Linked DNA regions of Homo sapiens: region 2 is linked to region 1. The links are chromatin contacts, found by Hi-C in ENCODE. All regions are on one chromosome and are shown on one strand. The core of a region is the stretch at or near the end of the contact, and the rest is flanking DNA. Distances in the headings are between cores, read along the strand shown. Region 1 holds the start of MAP3K21 (mitogen-activated protein kinase kinase kinase 21). Region 2 holds the start of ERO1B (endoplasmic reticulum oxidoreductase 1 beta).

Region 1 (6,104 bases), core at 2,578-5,077:
AATAAAATCAAACAAAACATACTGCAATAGAGTATCTGTTATACTTAAAAGTCTAAACAAGAAGTCATAGCTTCATATATCAGCAGAGAATTTCAAATCTGCATTTATTCATTGAACAAATAAAATCAGACATTCAGGATAAAGACCATGTATGAGGCACCATGGTTTGCACATTCTAGACCCCAGTCAAACTCTTCACTTTATAGTAATTAAATAACTATGATAATGGTCATATTGTAACAAATACTTGGCCAGGCTAGTGACTAGCTAATTAAGTCTTTTATAAGAGTGCAACAATTTAAAGCAAAGGGAATCCTGCCTGACAATTATAGAAATTAAAATACTCCGGGAAGTTTGGCAATTTATTCTGAGACTGAAAAGTCTTTCAAAAACTAAGTAGCAGCATGTAATCACCATCAAATTATGTAATATCTACTGAATACACAGTAGTCTATACTCCACTATACAAGTTTTTCTGGTGTCAGTAAAAACTGTTCGGCCATAGTTATTATTCCAGGGTCATGTTATTTCTTTTTACCATTTAATAATATTAGGAGTTCTTTAAACATTTATATTTTATAAAAGTTTATAAAACTTTATAAAACTTTATAAAAATTTACTATTTGCAATAATTGCTATGGATTGTTGATTGATCCATAAATCCTATGGATTAACCCATAGGAATGGATAAACATCCTTTAAAACATGCTTTAAAAACACTAGCAAACATTCTCTACCCTGTGTTGTATGAACTTTGAAAAGTATTGCAACCAAACAAAACTAAGTGCAGTGTAAAAGTAATAGCTATAGGCCCTTTAACTTTTTAGCCTAAGGACCAGTACAACCCAAGTGTTTGCTTGTGTTGATGATTTGGATACATTTGCAGAATGTTGGGTTCTGTGTTGTCACAGAGTTGCTGCAACTGCCAAGAGGCAGGGGAAAGAATGAATGGTGCTGTTGATGTCCTTAAAATACCTGGTTCTGCAGAAAACTCCTAACAGACGCAGGCTTTCAGGACACCATTGGAAATAGGGCTTATGGAACACATGGACAAGTCACCCATTCTATGGCAGCACCTGGTCAGACGTTTCTTTTATTGAAAAAAATATATATATATTATCGAAAGAAAAGTATATTTTAGGAAATTGCGCTCTGTTTTTACTGTAACACAGTTCAAAAGCAAGCAATGCTATAGTCCTTCATGTGGTCTGTCAAAGTACTAAGAATACACCGCTACCAGTAACAACATATTTTGTTAGACTTTGCTCTCATCACCTAAGCAGATGCAATCTAAATTATAGAGAGACTTGGGGGGAAGGAGGATCATGAAATAAAACCTAATGCTTATGCTTAGCTACAACATTCCAATTATTTACAATTCCCAGTGAAAATGCTACATTAGTAATTTTCAAGTAAATTTCTTCTTGTCACTCTTCTTTAGGGACAATGTTTTCACTTGAGCTAGCTCCTGTCCTAGCAGGTTTCACAGGATTGAAAGACCTCCAGCTGTTGTAGGCCAATGCCAGGGCTGGCTGCATCCTTTAACCTTCCCTGGGATTTCATCTCATTATAAGAATATGAAGCGATCTTCAATATTAAAGAACCAACATCAAACAGCAATTCTATAGGCTCTTTTATACAGCAAAGTTTCATAGGATTTGCATTTAAGTCATTTGTCAGTTCTTTATTGACATCTGGAAAATCCACCCTGATTTATAAACAAAGTCAATGACACTGGCCAGGTCTTCAAGGTTTCAAGTACCTGTGCAAGGACAATGCACTTGTTATTAACCCAAAAGTGCATTACGGTGCACACCAGTGCCTCTTGTCTGGAGAAAAGAAGCCATTGAACCAATAATAAAATCATATTTCACGTAGAGACACTTTTTTTTTTTTTGAGACAGAGTCTCACTCTATCTCCTAGGCTGGAGTGCAGTGGCGCGATCTTGGCTCACTGCAACTTCCGCCTCCCGGGTTCAAGTGATTCTCATGCCTCCGCCTCCCGAGTAGCTGGGATTACAGGCGCCTGCCACTACGCCGGGCTAATTTTTGTATTTTTAGTAGCGACAGGGTTTCGCCATGTTGGCCAGGCTGGTCTCAAACTCGTAACCTCAGGTGATCCGCCCACCTCGGCCTCCCAAAGTGCTGGGATTACAGGTATGAGCCACCGCGCCTGGCCCATAGAGAGACATTTGAATGAAAACAGTCTTTGGAAAAGGTAAGAGACATGAAGTCATATTTTGAATAGGCAAACAGCAACCTCAATACAGCACTTGTAAAGTTGACGTCCCCGAGTGCATTCGGGGACTTTGATGAAGGCCACCGGGTGAAGACGGTCATGGGTTCCATATAATCTGCAGAAGGCCTCGGTTTGCAAAGTCCTACCCAGATGAATCACCTCTGGTATTGAAAGGCCAGACTGCCCCCTGAGGTTTCTAGGAGATCCAGGTATTTTACAAATGTTTCCTCTACAAGCAAGTCTGGTCTGAACTTTTTTAAAAAGCACCCAAAGGCAAGTCAAGGTTAAGCGTGTCACCAGCCCCAAAGCAAGTAACCAAGGACTAGCTGGACTTCCGAGCCCTGAAGGCCTGGGCATGAGTTGCTGCTGGCGCCCTAAGGCTGACTCCCACCTCTTTCCATCTGGTACTATGTCCTGTGGAGCCCGCCTGGGCTGGCACGGAGGTAGTCTTCCCCCACCTCCCTCTGGCCCCACTTACTGTTGCTGGACTTGAGGTCCCGGTGCAGGATGGGCACGAAGGCCTCCTCATGCAGGTAGAGCATGCCCCGCGCTATCTGCACGGCCCAGTTGACCAGCACGTGCGGAGGGATGCGGCGCGCGCGGCGGGGGCCGGGCGCGCGCGGGTCCGGGGCGGCGTTGGCAGCGGCCAGCGCTCGGTTGAGCGCTCCGCCGCGGGCGAACTCCAGCACCAGGCAGAGGTGCGGCTGCTGCAGGCACACGCCGCGCAGCTCGATGATGTTGGGGTGCCGCAGCATGGCGAAGAGCCGAGCCTCGCGCCGCACGCTCTCGGCAGCCGCCGCCGCGTCCTGCTCCGGGTCCTGGCGCGCCGCCTTCACGGCCACCTCCTGGCCCTGCCAGGTGGCGCGGTACACCTGCCCGAAGCCCCCAGCGCCGATGAGCTCCTTCAGCTCCAGCCGCTCGAAGGCGACGTGTACCGGGGAGCTGGGCCGCGAGGGCGGCGGCGCGGGGCTGGCGGCCGGGCGGCAGGGAGCCACGTAGTTGGCGGGGAAGATGCCGAGGCGCCGCTGCACCTGGCCTGCCCACCAGCCCTCGTCGCCCGACACGGCGGCGTCCTGCGACAGCACCTCCACCAGCTGGCCGCGCCGCAGGCTCAGCTCGTCCTCGCCGCGAGCCTCGTAGTCATAGAGCGCGGCCCACAGCCCCGCGCCCGCCGAGGCCGAGCCGCCCGAGGAGGTGGACGACGAGGACGCTGAGCCGCCGGGGGCTCCCCCGGCCGAGGACACCGGGGTGTCGGTCGCTCCCGCGGCGCCCCGCAAAGCCATGGGGGCAGCTGCGCGGGGAAGGCGGAGCGGGAAGCTGGGCTCAGCCTCCCGGGCGGCCGCGGGCGCGCATCGTCCGGCGGTGTGGCCGTCGGCGCCGGGGGAAGGCGAGGGGGTAGGAATCGCGATCGGTGACGGCAGAGATCACGGGCTAGCTGCCCAAAGGGTCCAGCCTCGGCCCGCGTTCCTGGCCAGCCGCCTCTGCTGCCGCAGCGGTCCCCGAAGCCGCGGGCGACGTCCCACCATGGTCGTGCCCAGGCCCTGCGGCCGGCCCGCCCGCCGCGCGCTCCTTAGCCAGAGCCTGGGACGCCCCACCCCACCCTAGCCGCGCCAGGGCCGCCCCGCCCCCTCCGGCTCCATTCCGCACCGCCCCCCCACCCCCCCGGGCCCGCCCCTAGGCCAGTCCCCAGGGCCTTCCCGCCCCTCCCCCAGCCGCCCCGCCCTCTCCAGGTTCATTCCGCCCTCCTTGACCCGTCCCGGGCGCCCAGTCTGCGCCCGCCCTATGGGACCGCCTTCCTAGGTTCGCCCCACCCTTCCCCACCAACTGCACCATCCCGCCCCGCCCTCGCCAGGTTCACTTCCCTTTTCTGTGCCAGTCCCCAGAGCCTCGTCCCGCCCCTGGCGCCCGGGCCCGTCCCCCACCACCTTGGGCCGGGCCCGCCCCCTGGGCCCGCCTGGCTGGTCCCACCCCGCCCCCGCCGCAGGTGCTCCGGAGCAATGGTGAGCCGCGCCCACATGGTCTGGGAGGCGGGATCGGCCGTCATCCGCTATAAATTTTCGGGAGAGTTTAAATTAAGCCAAAGGTAAGACTGAGGGAGGGGACGCTTCTCCAAGAAGCGGTGGGAGAGGGTTGAGAAGATGTGGGGCTTTAGGGTGTGGCGGGGAGAGAGAGAGTTGCAGTTCAGGGAGAGTGACAGAATCTCAGAACGGGCTACAGAAGAAATTGTAGCGCGGTGCCAGACCTGGGCCAGTGCGAGTGGCAAGTCACCATGCTAAGTGCGTTTGAGCCACCGTGCATCTCAGAACTGACTAGGTTACAGATCGCAGCGCAGAGTGACCCGTGGTCGGTATAGTCCCAGAAGCTCCATGATGGTAAATCCTTTGCTTATTTTTACTGTCTACTCAGATGGAAAATGCCCCAGTCTCCCTGGAAACCCACAGGTTTGGGTTTAGGAAGCATTGGCAATGGCTGGGTGCCAGACGTTGGTAGGTTACTGTGGCAGGTGATGAGGCTAAAAAGATAGAAGAGCTTAGTTATTAAAATTCTAAAATATTAGATTATCCTGTAGTAGGCCAGAATTTCCTAACGTGTGGATCCTGTACTTCCAATAACAGAAGGGACAATTTTAGATATTATGAGGATAGGACATACAGTAACATTCTGAGTTACATAAAGATAAATTTATTGTCTTTTCAGTTTTCTTTGTCTCTCAGATCAAACTATTTATTGGCTGTGTGACCTTGAGCAAGTTTCTTTATTTCTCTATGACTCAGTTTTCTCATCTATAAAATGGGAATATAATAAATAGTACCTACTTTATAGGGTTTTTAGGAAGACTAAATGAGTTAATAGTTTTACAGTGGGTCTTCTGCATCCACAGAATCAACCAACAGCTGGTCAAAAATGTTTTTTAAAAACCCAAAAAATAACAATACAAATAATACAAATAAAATACAGCATAACAACTATTTACAGAGCATTTACATTATATTAGGTATTATAAGTAATCTAACTATTTAAAGTATGGGCATACTTTGGAGATACTGCAAGCATGGTTCCAGATCACTGCAATAAAGCAAGTGACATGAATTTTTTGATTTCCCAGTGCATATATATACAAGTTATGTTTCCAGTATACTGTAGCGTATAAAGTGTGCAATAGCATTGTGTCTAAAGAATGTTTATACCTTAATTTTAAGTACTTTATAGGTAAAATGTGCTAATGATCATCTGAACCTTCAGCAAGTCATAATCTTTTAGCTGGCAGAGGTCTTGCCTCTATGTTGATAGCTGCTGACTGATCAAGGCAGTGGTTGCTAAAAGTTGGAGTGGCTATGGCAAATTCTTAAGGCAACTATGAAGTTTGTCACATGGATTGACTTTACCTTTCACGAAAGACTTCTCTGTAGCATGGGAAGCTGTTTGATACCATTTTAACAACAATAGAACTACTTTCAAAATTGGAGTGATCCTTCTCCCACCCTGCTGCTATTTTACCAACCGAGTTTGTGATATTCAAAATCCTTTTTGTCGTTTCAAAATGTTCATAGCATCTCCTCTGGGAGTAGATTCCATCTCAAGAAACTACTTTTTTTGCCTCTCCATAAGAAGCAACTCCGCTCCTCATCTGTTCAAGTTTGATCATGAGATTGTAGCAATTCAGTCACATTCTCAGTCTCCACTTCTCGGCTCATGCAAGCTCCGCCTCCTGGGTTCGCGGCATTCTCCTGCCTCAGCCTCCCGAGTAGCTGGGACTACAGGTGCCCACCACCACGCCCAGCTAATTTTTTTTGGTTTTTTTTTTTTTTGTATTTTTAGTAGAGACAGGGTTTCACTGTGTTAGCCAGGATGGTCTCGATCTCCT
Region 2 (6,104 bases), core at 1,062-3,561, 3.0 Mb before region 1:
AAGAGGACAAAAGCTATCTGACCCCTGTCTGCATTAAAGTTCCCTGTCCACTTTGTCTCTCTCTCTTTTTTTTACTCCACCCCCGAACCCACTTTCTTCCTTTGTTCTTTAATAACAAATATTTCAAGCCTCTGGAAAGCCATGAATTCTGCCTTTGATATCCAGGCACTAGAGAGAGTCCTTAAAGAACCCGAGATTTTATAATAGGAAAATTTATAACCCACAATTTAAAAAAAGAAGTTTTGCATAACAAAATTCCAGGAAGTATGTGTTATTGACAACCTCAAATACAGCACAGACAAGGAATCTTTTAAAAAGTCTACCAAACTTGATAAAAAGTTTCTCTTATCAAAAGCACATTTATATGAAGGGAAGAAGGCAGTGAGCAGATAGGAAGTATAGGTTTGGAAGAGAAAAGGAGACATGGAAAAGTAGCTGGAAAAATCAAGCAACAATTTTTTTTTTTTTTTTTTTGAGACAGAGTTTCGCTCTTGTTGCCCAGGCTGGAGTGCAATGGCGTGATCTCAGCTCACCGCAACCTCCGCCTCCTGAGTTCAAGCGATTCTCCTGTCTCAGCCTCCCAAGTAGCTGAGATTACAGGCATGTGCTACCTTGCCCGGCTAATTTTGTATTTTTAGTAGAGACAGGGTTTCTCCACGTTGGTCAGGCTGGTCTCAAATTCCTGACCTCAGGTGATCTGCTCGCCTCAGCCTCCCAAAGTGCTGGGATTACAGGTGTGAGCCACCACACCCAGCCAATTTCTTTTTGCTTTTAAGCTAGGGAAGATCTGGACAGTTTGGAGGCAGAAGGGAAAGAGTTGCTGGAGGGGAAAAGGACAGGCAGGACTGGCTTCATGGGCATGTGACCTATGCAGTCAGCCACCCCAGGACCCTGCATTTGGTTTAATGCTCTGCTGGTTCTGAAAGGTATAAACCACTATGTGGTAGGCTGATTAATGACCCTCTATTTATAAATCCTCATCCTAATCTCTGGAACCTGTGAATATGTTATCCTATATGGCAAAAGGGACTGTGCAGATGTGATCAAGTTGAGGATTTTGAGATAGGATGGTCTGTAACCAATGTAATCACAAGGGTCCTTATACAAGAGAGACAGAAGAGTTAGGGTCACAAGAGAAGGCATGTGACGAGGGAAGCAGAGAGAGTGAAGGAGATGTGAAGTCATGAGGTAAGGAATGCAGGTGGCCTCTGGAAGCTGGAAAAGGTAAGGAAACACATTGTCCCTGAGAGCCTCCAAAAGGAACACAGCCCTACAGGTCCATTTTGGACACCTGATCTCCAGTACTATAAGGTAATGAATTTCTTTTGTTGTATGCAACTAAATGTGTGATAGTTTCTTACAGCATCAATGAGAAACTAATACACGCTACATAAACACAAGGGAGATGTATTACTCGTTTTGTAGAAATCAAAGGCATTAATAAAACTAATAGCAGTTACCATTTATTGAGTGCTTCCTAGGTGCTAGGCACTATACTCAGCTCTTTCTGTATCTAATCTTATGTAGCCCTAGAACAAGATATGAGGTGGGAATTAAGGCCCAATAACTAGCTAGAATGTTTTAGAGTTGGGATCTGCGCCCAATCTATGTCACTCTAAGTTTTTTTTTGTTTTACCCCATCCCCATATTTCATCATAAGCCTTTGGGTTTGTCTTCATTCTTTAGCATGCGTTATACTCGCACGTGTCAACCTAGGAGTCGGGCTGGGGCGGGGCAGGAGATGACATCCACATCTAGGGTGCATGAAATTAAAAAAGAGCCGAAGCCATCTCTACAAGTCACAGGTAGCTTACATAGGCACCCACAGCAGATGTGAGGCTACAGAAAAATGAATGAGACAAAGAATACGCTTCAGACCGAAAGTCAAAGATCCCGCACCGTCCGTTCCTAACTCGCCCGCGTACTGGGTGAATCCTAGAGCCTGGCGTCTGCGAGGACTCCAGGAGCGACAGCAGGGACCGACGCAGAGAGGTCCTCAGCCTGGTTTCCCGGAGAAGAGGTCGCCCCGCTTCCCCCGCCCGCACCCCCCGGTGTTTTGGAGGCCCGCGTGGTCCCGCCTCATTGGCCGCCGCGGAGCCCGAGGCCTCGGGGAGGCGGGGCGGCCTTCGCAGTTGTAGTTCCCGAGTCCTCTCGTTCAGCGGCTCCGCCTTCCTGCCGCGGCGCCTAGGCGACCGCCCAGGACCACAACTCCCACAAGGCCCCGCGCTTGGGGGCGTGGCCGAGGAGCCAAGCGAGCCGGGGGCGGGGCCGCCTGGGGGATGAAGTGGGGGCGCTCGCCTTTCCTGCCTCACTCGCAGCTGCCGGGTGTTGGGGAAAGAGTCGCCTGCCTCCGGACTGGAGTGCAGACCTCTGACCCTGGAGTCGCTCGGCCGCTGGGAACCGTCCCCTTGGGTCGTCGCCTGGGCCGCCCGTCGTTCCCCGGCCCCGAGGGGTCCGGCTGGCCGCGGTGTGGGTAGAGGTCAGCATGAGCCAAGGGGTCCGCCGGGCAGGCGCTGGGCAGGGGGTAGCGGCCGCGGTGCAGCTGCTGGTCACCCTGAGCTTCCTGCGGAGCGTCGTCGAGGCGCAGGTAAGCCCGAGTGATAGCGGGCCGGGAACCCCCGGCCGAACACCCGCGGCCGCTACACACGGGCCGCGGCTGTGACGCGGGGAGGGCCGGGCAGGGCCGGGCCAGAAAAGAGGTGATTTCTGGCGAGCAGAAAACCCGGGGAGCAGAGACCTGACCGTCCAGTGCGGGAAACATCTGCGAACCGCCCGCAGGGTGGGGGGACGGCGACACTCCGGGTAATGGCAGTCAAAAGAGGAAGATGGTGACGGTCCCCCTGAGCTGTTTTCGTTTTTTCCTCTCGGATGTGTTAAGCGGCTGGGAGTGTGGCGGGAGATGGGACGGGCATGAACCACCTCGGCTGTCTTGCGAAGGGAGCGAGCGCCCAGAGAAACGGTGACGTCCTTCCCTTCAGGAGTTAGTGAGGGAGGGAGACTGAGAGTTGGGGGCACTCCGCAGACCCCCGAGGCCCCGCCAGGCGCAGGGGATTGGGAGGGGGCAAGACTTCACTCGAACTGTCGGACTAGAGCTTTCTGGGCTTTTACTCTTCCTCGAGCACCTTCCCTTGCTCAAGATTGCTTTATTTTTACCCAGCTGAGCTGTGTCTGCCAAGTGGCATCGCCAGGTAAGTCCCAATACGAGACTGGGGGGGTCTGAGTGGGGCGTTGTGGCTCGTGGATGGAGGCTCTGGCTCTGGCAGTCGTGAGGTGCTGGCTGGTTGTTGATGTGAAGCGATGATTACAAGTGTTCTCAGTGTGCTAGAAATCTGAGGCTTAGCTGACCAGATCCTTTCGCCTTCAGAGAGGTGTTTGCTTCTATTCAGTAGAATTTGAATTGATTGCCAGGTGCTGCTGCTTGTTGTCTGCACCTGCTGCAAGGAGGCAGCACTGCTGAGGGCCAAAAAAATAAAACGAAGGTCTCAGGTGGCCTGATGATGAGGGGAGATGTCATTTGAAGCAATTAGTGCTCATCCAAGAAAAATTGAAGGTGACTCTGAGTGTAACCGTGAAAACATGTTTTTCTGAATTGAGTCACTTTATTTCATGGTTTTATGGTGCCCTGCACTAAATCCCAGAGTGCCTGAATAGTCCGTTTGTGTCTGTGTTTGAACCATAAAAATAAAAGGGGCAAATTTTTGGTATTGGGGAACATGTTAAAATGCAGATTCTCTGGCCCTACCTCCACATGTATTGATTGGATCTGGAATATGGCCCAGATATCAGCATTTTAAACAAACATTGCAAGTACAGTATAACTGTAGCAAAGTTATCTTTTGACTACCTCTTGGACCTCACTTGGAAAACACTGAGATGGAATAGATAGTGGTAATCTGGGCAGACTTACTAAAGTAAATTTTCCAAATTGTCTTTGGCAAAATTATTTTCTAGTCACTAGTTGAGTGTTTCTGAGTGAAATTTACAATTCGATATTTTTCTGAAATGAGAGTTCCCATTTTCTCTTTTTATATAGCACATATTAATTTATGCTTATCTGTCTAGAAACTTCATTTTAAATTTTTTTCATTTACCACTAATTATGTGTAATTAATGTTTTATAATTTCACCTGTATTTTTAAAATTCTTGTGTAGAGATGGGGACTATGTTATTAGGCTGATCTTCAACTCCTGGCCTCCAGCGAGCCTCTTACTTTGGCTTCCCAGGTGCTGGGATTACAGGTGTGAGCCACTGTACCTGGCCTGCCCCTGTACTTTTAATTTCATTATATCCAAATGAATATAAATATAGTCCAACAGTTAAAGATTTGTGAATATTTGAAGTAGCATTGTGCCAAACAGTCTTCCAAGTGAATATATTTGGTTTTTGTTGCCAGCAGTACTTACTTTCTTTTTTTTTTTTTTTTTGAGATAGTGTCTCACTCTGTTGGCCAGGCTGGATGCAATGGCATGTGTTGGCTCACTGCAACCTCTGCCTCACAGGTTCAAGCAATTCTGTCTGCCTCAGCTTCCCAAGTAGCTGGGATTACAGGTGCTTGCCACCGCGCCTGGCTAATTTTTGTGTGTGTGTTTTTTTTTTTTTTCCCAGTAGACAGGGTTTTGCCATGTTGGCCGAGCTGGTCTTGAACTCCTGACCTAAGGTGATCCGCCTGCCTCGGCCTCCCAAAGTGCTGGGATTACAGGCGTGAGCCACCGCGCCCAGGCCGCCAGCAGTACTTTCTACTGTGCTGTTTTTTTTTTTTTTTTGAGATGGAGTCTCGCTCTGTGTCACCCAGACTGGAGTGCGGTGGCGCCATCTTGGCTCAGTGCAGCCTCCACCTCCTGGGTTCAAGTGATTCTTCTGTCTCAGCCTCCCGAGTAACTGGGACTATAGGTGTGTGCCACCACACACGGCTAATTTTGTATTTTTTAGTAGAGATGAGGTTTCACCATGTTGGCCAGGCTGGTCTCGAACTCCTGACCATAGGTAATCCACCCGCCTTGGCCTCCCAAAGTGCTGGGATTACAGGCGTGAGCCACCGTGCCTGGCCTGATCATCTTTTAGATAGTACTTTAATCTATAACATGGTTACACGTACAATCTCTCCGAAGTGGGACCATTGAGGTAATTGAAGTTCAAAGAACTTAAATGTCTTAATTGAATGAGTGACTTTACAGTGGAGCCCTAATGTGGAACCCTTTCTGGTCTATACAGTATGTTGGTATTTTCAGTTCTCTCTAGTATAGAAAAAGAGATGGAAAATAGGAAAATCAAAAAGTGGAATTCAGCCAGTTCTTTGACTTCATCCATATAATAAATTGGTAGAAAACTGATAAAGGGAAGAATTAGAATTTTTGAAAACTACCTCTGTTCACAAGAAATCAAAGTCATTAAAGGAGATACATATTTTAAATGTTATCCCCTTCCAAAATAAAAGCAGAAAAATATTTTTGAACACACAAAATGATACGTGTTTGTATATCTCATGCCCCATTATCGTATAAATGAAATGTAAATATACTTTGGTGAAGCACTGGAAACTAAAGGCATAGTGCATACAAGTGATATAACAATCTTCCTTTAAAAAGTAATTTCAATTAGATATATGTAAGTTTTTCTAAATGCATTTCTGAGGTGGCATAAAATTGAGTAATACACAGAGCCCCTCAATATATGAAAAGCCAGAAACTTAGAACTTAAATAGTGCTATACCAGTCCGTTACTCTGAGGGCTTCTCCTAAACCCTAAAGATCTTGAGCTGCTTTAGCAGTTGCATGGAGTGGAGTGGGCAAGAAATAACCCCGTGTCTGCCCAGTGAGAGGAAACTAATAGGAGCCTCCACCATAATTCATTTCTCGTTTACCCTTATATTGAGGATGTAGCTGTTTGGAGCCTGGACTTCAAACAATTACATCCTCAGTATAAGGGTAAACGAGAAATGAAACCCATTCTAAGTAAAGGGAATAAAAGAAACTTGCTGGGAGAAGCAGGGAAGAAACTTTTGAGAATTTGTAACCATGAGACAGTCCTCACACAGGTTCGCAAGCCAAATATTTATTCTGGGAAAATTCATAGCAGTCCCAAATTTGTGTGCCCTGGGTTTCCA

The links. Hi-C counts contacts between places; a loop is a spot of excess contacts on that map. Pooled maps may share reads with other maps.
Region 2: a map of B cell shows a loop between it and region 1 (17-fold over the local background). The contact joins the promoter of ERO1B here to the promoter of MAP3K21 in region 1. A Hi-C loop is called at or near these places in 2 of 168 maps with a recorded cell type or tissue (B cell and CD4-positive, alpha-beta T cell) and 7 of 50 pooled maps.

What each region holds. Positions count from the first base shown.
Region 1 is chr1:233,325,447-233,331,550 of GRCh38, reverse strand. MAP3K21 (mitogen-activated protein kinase kinase kinase 21) reads right to left here and starts at 3,827. Exons shown (of 10, transcript NM_032435.3): 1 at 2,718-3,827. The coding sequence starts at 3,522. It also overlaps a transcript of PCNX2 not described here. RefSeq lists silencers at 3,184-3,383, 3,573-3,724, 3,524-3,823, 4,014-4,313.
Region 2 is chr1:236,278,165-236,284,268 of GRCh38, reverse strand. ERO1B (endoplasmic reticulum oxidoreductase 1 beta) reads left to right here and starts at 2,311. Exons shown (of 16, transcript NM_019891.4): 1 at 2,311-2,587. The coding sequence starts at 2,486. RefSeq lists enhancers at 1-132, 2,717-2,916 and silencers at 1,967-2,556, 2,597-2,646.